Linked DNA regions of Homo sapiens: region 1 is linked to region 2. A link is a contact called in ENCODE Hi-C or POLR2A ChIA-PET data. All regions are on one chromosome and are shown on one strand. The core of a region is the stretch at or near the end of the contact, and the rest is flanking DNA. Distances in the headings are between cores, read along the strand shown. Region 1 overlaps NAV2 (neuron navigator 2). Region 2 overlaps NAV2 (neuron navigator 2).

Region 1 (3,644 bases), core at 445-2,944, 69 kb after region 2:
AAGGGTCCTCTATGCTAAGTTCACTTCCTTAACCTGAGAGCCCACCTATAAGTGCTCCCACCTCTCCCACCTACTCTGGGGGTCAGGGGTGGGGATCTCTGAAGAGTAAGGTCTGGCCTGACCCTTAATTAACCTTCCAGGCCTTTGAGGAAGAGGCTGCTTAAAAATCACTGGTGAACCATAGAGCTGACTGAGGTCCGCTTTAGGCTTCTCCCTCCTGGACTTGGGCCACAGCTTCTTGGCATGCGCCTCCACCTTGAGGCTCAGCCACCGGCTCACCATCTTGGCAGAGAGAACTACTGGAGAGTTCATTTCCCTGTGCTGACATGCCCCTGTAGCTCTGGGGGCCGGGCAGCCACGCCTTTCTGCTCTGCTCCAGAATTTTTCATCTCCTTTCTCAAGCACTGGGTTTTTAAGTGTATTGTTTTCAGTTATGCCCTTTTCTTTCTTTGGTTGCTAACTGAGAATATTTGGGGTTGGATTTTTATGTTTGGTTCATTTTAATCAGAATCATGGGAGAAAAGTTCTGTGGACAACTTTGTCAGCCGTCTTCACAGCTCACTTCATTTCTCTCTTCCTTTGTTCCATCACGCAAGGTATGAGTTAGGTGAGTAAGCAGTCAAAATTCTGTGGAGGATATCATCCCCACCCCATGAAGATGGGGCTGATGGGACATTGGCGGCAATGCTCATTAACCAATGATAAGAATAGGAGTCAGACTAGCAGAGTTTAAATTCCAGCTCCACTGCTTTTTAGGTATATGATTTTGATCAAGTTGCTTCACCTCTCTGTGCCTCTGTTTTTTCATGGATAAAATAGGAGTAATAATAGTATTCAGCTCATGGAATTATGAGAATTAAATGAGATAATACATATAAATGTTAACACAATAATGTTATTACATGTCATGGCCTGTAATAACACAGCCGTAAAGCTCTAATAACATAGCTGTAAAAACACAGCTTCAGCATTGACTTCCTGGCAGCTCAAAGTCCCCAGCCAGAGAGTGGGGAATCTTGGAGCAAACGGAGCCTAGTCTGAGGACTATACATCTGGTTGTCCCTTTGTTGCCATTGAAAAAGCAGAATGTGGAGGGTGAGTTATAGGTGCTTCCCGGTCCCCATATGAGTAGGGAAAAAGGGCCAGCATCCTCCCAGCATGAAAGAACAAACAAATTTGTGATTGTTTAGGAAGTTTCAAGTCAAAAGGGAGAGAAACACAAGGCACAGGATTCTGCTTTTGCCTAGTGTTCTTTTTAACAGAAGTTTTAAAGAATGTATTTACAGAGCAATTGCCCCCTGGTTTATTTTCTTGGTAACTTAATACTTTGCACCCTGATTTATGTATCATTTGCATACCATGACATTCAGTGAACAGGCACAAGTCTGTAAATCCATATATGGGAAGCTGCTGGGACCAAGGATTAAGGAGGGGAGAAGCCTGAGTCACTGAGGGGCATTTGTGAGATTTAAGAGCTAGAAATTAATGCTATAACTGCTCAGAACAGTGATAGTAGAGAATATATTGTGATCCTAAGGTGAAGGAAGTGGCAGTTTGTCTTGAACTTCTTTCTAGTCAGTGTACTGGCCAAGCATCGCCACAGAGCATTTCCCAACCTCCCCGGGAAGGATTTGCATATGGAGTTTGTCCCGCACTGTATTCCTCTTCTCTGCCATGTGTCTTCCTGAGTGAACCACGTCCAGTACTGAAACTTGTCCAAACAAGCACACTTCGCCTCATAAAGGTCCAGGACCATTACAGTATCGTCATCAGATAGCTTTTATTTATTCCATCTGGAATCAAGCTGGCAGACAGCACAACTGTGGAATATCTGGGATGTCAAAATGACATTGATAAAAAGTGCTTGCCCACAAGCAGTGTCTAGACTTTTGTAAACCTAATGATTCATGGTGACATGGAACTGAAGCACAGAGGTAAAAGTCAAACTTTAGGGGAATGGATAGGGACCGCTGTCAATACACTGTGAATACATAACATTATCATCTTTTGGAAAATATGGCATCAGATTGATTTTATTTCTTCTAAGGTTATTACATTCAAAAATAAAATAGAGTTTGTGTAATTAGGTTTTTAATTCCTTTCGTTGAAATTCCTTTTTTTGAATTTATTAACTCCCAGTATTGCAGGAGCAGTTGGAAGAAAATTGACATTTCATGTTTGGACCAAACAGAACCTCCTTGTAATAATCAGTTAGGTGTATTATACGCCATAAAGCAGAATAGAAATTTAGGAAGAAGTAGCACAAGTATTTGTGTGAGGTTTTTGTGCAATTTAATTAGCTCTTTCCACTTTGAAGGAGTTTTAGGAATTATAAATATGTAGATTAGGTACAGGCATGGCCAGATGCAGCCTTTCAAAGGTGTTTCAGGTAAATTACTTTCTATCAGATGCATTATGCGATCTTAAAGTCAACTTTAATAGCGTACATTTAAGGGGATGCTTGAAGCATTATTAAAATGGATTCTAGAGAAAAAAAAATCCCATGACTTCACCAATCATCACTAAGAGCTAATGCAGTGAAAAACACAGAAACCCTCCACCCTATCAATTTATATGGAATCCCCAGGAGCACAGAAGCTTATTAATCAAGAAAGCTTGTATTGCAGCATGCTTGTGTATCTAGGCCCTGAATTGCTGAAGTGGTTCAAATCCTGGCACCTCTACTGTTAGCAGTGTGATTCTGAGAAAGGACTTGACCTGCTCAGCCTGTTTCCTATTCACTGAAATGTGAAAAATAATTGTACCTGCTTTGGAAAATTGAAGTGAAGATTAGGTGAGATGAATCTTGGAAAGCATTTAACAAATAACTTTGAAAGGGGAGTATTGTAAGTGCTCACTCAATGGTAGCTATTGTTATAATTGTCATATTATAGCCTTCTCCCCAAGGGCCATTATCATCCTCATTTTTTTAATGGCCAAATTGAGGCAAAAGTGACTTGAAGACTTTATGCAGCCACAATGATGTCTTAAGCTTCTTGATTCCAGTCCCTCTTTCTTTTCACTCAATCCTACCTTGATATCTGACTCAGTTGGGTTTTTTTTTTTTAAACCTGTCTGAGGCAAGCTCTGATCTTTCATCAATGTCTTCTCTGTTTTGTGATGCTTCCTTTGCTGGTGGAGAGGCAGGGCAGTCCATTAGCCATCAGCACTGCATTTCATTCTTCTGACTCTTTCCACAGTACCCAATTGTGGAATGAGAAGTAGATCGTGATGCCTAGATCCACATTCTCTTTCTGCTCCTGACTAGCTGTGTGTCTGGCCACGTCACTTAACCATTCTGAGATGTAATGTACTCTGTTGTTGATTAACGGTGGAAACTCCTGCCTAGTCTGGGATTGTTACCTGCAGATTCTCTGTGATGAGGGTCAGAGGCACTTGATTGCTTTATTGGCTGGAATATGCCTAGTTGTTTCATTCTATCTAGTGTTTTCACTCCTACTAAAGCATCTTTCTTCTCAAACATTCCTAGGTTGTGCCCATGTGTTGACTGAATGAAGGGACTAGGACACCATTCTAAAAGACACCAAAAGGCTCTTTAAAAAAAAACAAACAAATGAAAAAAGAATCAGAAACCAGTACAACAGATTACTCAAAGGCAGAGCGATCTCCGGACTTCTAGTCAG
Region 2 (3,666 bases), core at 727-3,226:
AAGGAGATATTTTCCATTATTCTAGAATATGCTAAATTTTTATAACTTCCAAAGTTATTATGAGCTGACCATAGTAATACTTCATCTTTGGCTAAGTTGAAATAGTACATTTGTTTCTGTAAAATTCTTTATGTAAATCGCAAATTTAGTCTCATGTAGTTACAAAATCTATATTCTAAATGAGTGTTTCCCAAAGTGGGAGGCTATCATGGTGGTATAGGAGATAGTTTTAGATGGCAGATAGGAAAATACTCCTTTTTAATAATTACATTTTAATTTTAATATTTTTTTAAAAACTTACAACTAGCACATCAAACCTGTGATTTTACAAATGCTGCTTAAGGTAAGGATAGTGTAGACTTGAGACAATTTAATGTGAAATATCAAGGAAGAATATCACAGGTGGTATGTAGTTATATCAGAAAACAAAGGTAGTATGCAAGTGGCTGCAATTTCGATAATACTGTTCTTGTCCCTGTAATTGGAAATATGTTCTTTAAACAACTTAGATAATTGACCCGAATTCTTTCCTTTAAACCTGAAAATCGAAGGTCCCAGAGCTAAGGTTTTTCCAGGAAGTTCTGTATAAAAAGATAGCCTGGTCCTTTTTCCATTCACACATAAGCAATAGACCACATGAGTTCTACAAAGGAAAGAGGAAAAGTACTGAGTGATTAGACCTGATTAGACCTCAGCAAACGAAAGAAAGGCAGATCACTGTGTGAATAAGAAAATTAATAACCACAGCCAAGCAGCTGGGGAGAACAGCTCTTCCAGGAAAAGACCTTAAGGGACGCTGGCCTACCAGGCAGAACTTGCCTGTTTGCAGCAGAATGTGGCTGGGGTATCTTCAGGGTTATTAAAAGTAACTGATAAGAATGGATGCCTTCAGAGCCTGGGAGATAGAGACTGTGTCAGTTGGTGAGTCTGGTATGTTACCAGCCAGCTTCTAAGAAATAATAAATGAAGATAGTAAAGTGTGCCCTTGATCTCTTGTCACTCTTTAGGGTTGCCACTCCTGGGCTCCAGGTTTTTCCTGATAGTGATCAGTGTCTACTTCCAGCAGACTAGAGCCAGGTGTCTGAGAAGAGAGGATCAAAAGGGACAAATGGAGTGGCTTATTACACATCATAGGCTCCAGATAACAGACAGATAAAAGGAGCTTTGGCATGGAGGTCTCCAAACTGGCAGACTGGGAAGAAGAAGAAATATGGCAAGGAGGGCCAAGACTAGGCTAACAGACAGTCAAATGGCTCATTGAACTCCTGCCAGTTCCTACATGCACTGCTGTCCTCTCAGAACCCATCAAAAGTTCCCGAACTCCAGCAAGTTGAGAGCTTTGATAGTGTAAAGATCAGCTCTGGGAAAGTTCTAAATCTCTTTCTTGGTGACTGCAAAGCCACACCATCCTCCTCATCCTTTTCTTTACCAACCTGTGTTTTAGCACACAACGGGCTGAGCCAGTTAGATGCTCCTCTCGAATGTCATCCCAAGATCACATAAACGCCATTGAGAGCACAACGAGGACAGAAATCAGGCTTGGTGTGACATTAGATCAGGAGGAGGACTTTGGAACTACTTGGTAACTTTCTTCTAAGCCGTTAGAATACTTACTGAACTTCAGTGCTTTTTATTAATTTAGGCGATAAGGCCATATTACTTCAAACCTTCTAAAGACAAAAAAAACAAATGCTGTGTGGTAAAGAGTCAGCCTGAAACTTGAACAAAATGAAAATCGCCCTCCACCTTTGAGCCAGGAAACCAAGCAGAAAGGAGAGATTTTTCTTTTCTTCTTGTTATAAGTTTTTCATTACCCTTCAAATTCTGAATGTTTTAAGTACTGAGATTGCTGTTTCAGTGAAGGATTCAGAGTCACTGTACAGACTTTCCAGGCTGCATCCAGGGCCTTGGCACTCAGAGGCGTCCCAGTTTCAGCTTGAATTGGGAGGCCTCTCTCAAGGAGAGTCTCATGGTGTGAGAATGTAACTATGCAACCTGGTATTTGAGCAGCCTGCCAAGCTGAGCCCTCCTTCCTTGCTGGGAGTGTCATAAGAACTCCAAGAGCCCAGGACACTGCTTGGCTTTGTGATTCATATGGAACAAAGCAGGCCTCCTGGCACCAAGCAGTGCATTCATGGATTCAGGTCTGATCTGGAGGAAAGAGTTTAATCCAGGCCAGAGGTCCCCAGCCTGCAGATGCAATTGGCGCCCTTACCAGGTGGTAGGTCCCCAACAAGCCAGTTATTTCTGAAGCATAGTCCCTACTGAGAGCCACATAAGAGAAGCAGCAAAAACGGGAAGAGACTGCTCCCCTCACGCTTCATTCTAAGCCTGTGGTAGGTGTAATAATCATCCCCAAAGATGGCCACATTCTAATCTCCAGAACCTGTGGATATGTTAAGTTTCATGGCGAGGGGAATTAAGGTTGCCAGTCAGCTGACAGGGAGATTACTCTGGCTTATTCAGGTGGGTCCAACATAATCACAAGGTCCTCAAAAGTGAAAGAGGGAGGCCAAGAGGAGGAGGTCAGAATGATGTCATGTAAGAAGGACTCGTCATGCCATTGCCAGCTTTGAAGATGGAGGAAGAAGGCTACAGCCCAAGAATGCAGGTGGCCTCTATGTAGGGGAAAAGCCATAGGAACAGATGCTCCTAGAGCCTCCAGAAATGAATGTAGCCCTGCACATACCCATCATTTTAGCCCACGAGACCCATGTCAGCTTCTGACTCACAGAACTGTGAGCTAATCAATTTTTTTTGTTTTTAGCTACTAAGTTTATATTAACTTGTTATGGCAATAGAAAACTGACATAAACTTATGTCAGCAATAGAAAACGAATATAAACTTATATCAGAAGGTAATAAAACCAGTAATAGTTGCCATTTCCTGATGGGTTGCTCTATGCCAGGAACTGTGTCAAGCACCTTGCAAATATTATCTCATTTACCCCTGACCCTTTGAGAGGAGATGTTATCCTGGTTTCATAGATTTGAAGCAGTGGTGCTCAGAGAGGGTGAGTAAACGTGCCCAGGGTTACACACCTAATGAGTGTCCAAGCTGGGATTCAAACCCAGGCCTGTCTGATCACCCCCCAAATCCTCCGGTCGCCTAACATACTGCTTCTTTTAGGGAGCTCTCTTTGTAGAGATTCCCTAATTTTGAGTTCTTACCATGGTATCGTCTCTTCAAATGAGCCCTTAGCCACTGAAAATACAAGCAATGCCCAAACAGCTGGAAAAGTGAACTCTGTCCTTCAGAGACAATGCAAAATGATTCACATTAAGAGGAAAAAGGGAATAGTTCTTGACTTGTCTCCCTCCCAGACCTGTTGCACATGGACCGTGCGAGTGGGCTTGCCCTCACCCCTTTTCTCATCACTGTTCTCAGACTTCAAGGAAAAGGTCCTTTCTTACACAGAGCTGGGCCAGTTGCCTCCTTGGCCTTCTTGCAAGTTTAGAAAAGGGATGCCCATTTGTGAATTCTGACTTATTGCAATTTTTGTATTGTTAGTTGAGGGAGGAGCCTGCAATGTCAAGATCACAGGTCAGGGGTGATGCTTCCCTTTAGTGAGCTAGGAATTCCAAGGCCACCAGATCTGCAGAGATTCTGCAGTCATTCAAAAACTTTTCTCTCCTGGTCTTGGCTAACCACTACATGGACCCTTA

The links. Hi-C counts contacts between places; a loop is a spot of excess contacts on that map. ChIA-PET counts read pairs that join two places held with the same protein, here RNA polymerase II (POLR2A). Pooled maps may share reads with other maps.
Region 1: a loop to region 2 is called in a map of psoas muscle, with 3 times the contacts of the local background. The contact joins two enhancer-like sites. A Hi-C loop is called at or near these places in 4 of 168 maps with a recorded cell type or tissue (Right ventricle myocardium inferior, gastrocnemius medialis, prostate gland and 1 more) and 2 of 50 pooled maps. POLR2A ChIA-PET finds 5 or more read pairs at or near these places in 5 of 52 experiments (AG04449, HepG2, MCF 10A and 2 more).

The regions. Positions count from the first base shown.
Region 1 is chr11:20,056,022-20,059,665 of GRCh38, forward strand. All of the region lies in intron 19 of NAV2 (neuron navigator 2), which reads left to right. Among named protein-coding and RNA genes, the nearest start is that of NAV2-AS2, 8.5 kb to the left of the region's middle. Within about 2 kb of position 1,695, at least 10 of the 41 ENCODE cell types and tissues checked have a DNase peak (open chromatin) inside an H3K27ac peak, as active enhancers do; they include gastrocnemius medialis and psoas muscle, where a contact is called at or near this core.
Region 2 is chr11:19,986,760-19,990,425 of GRCh38, forward strand. All of the region lies in intron 11 of NAV2 (neuron navigator 2), which reads left to right. Among named protein-coding and RNA genes, the nearest start is that of NAV2-AS3, 7.2 kb to the left of the region's middle. Within about 2 kb of position 1,977, at least 10 of the 41 ENCODE cell types and tissues checked have a DNase peak (open chromatin) inside an H3K27ac peak, as active enhancers do; they include gastrocnemius medialis and psoas muscle, where a contact is called at or near this core.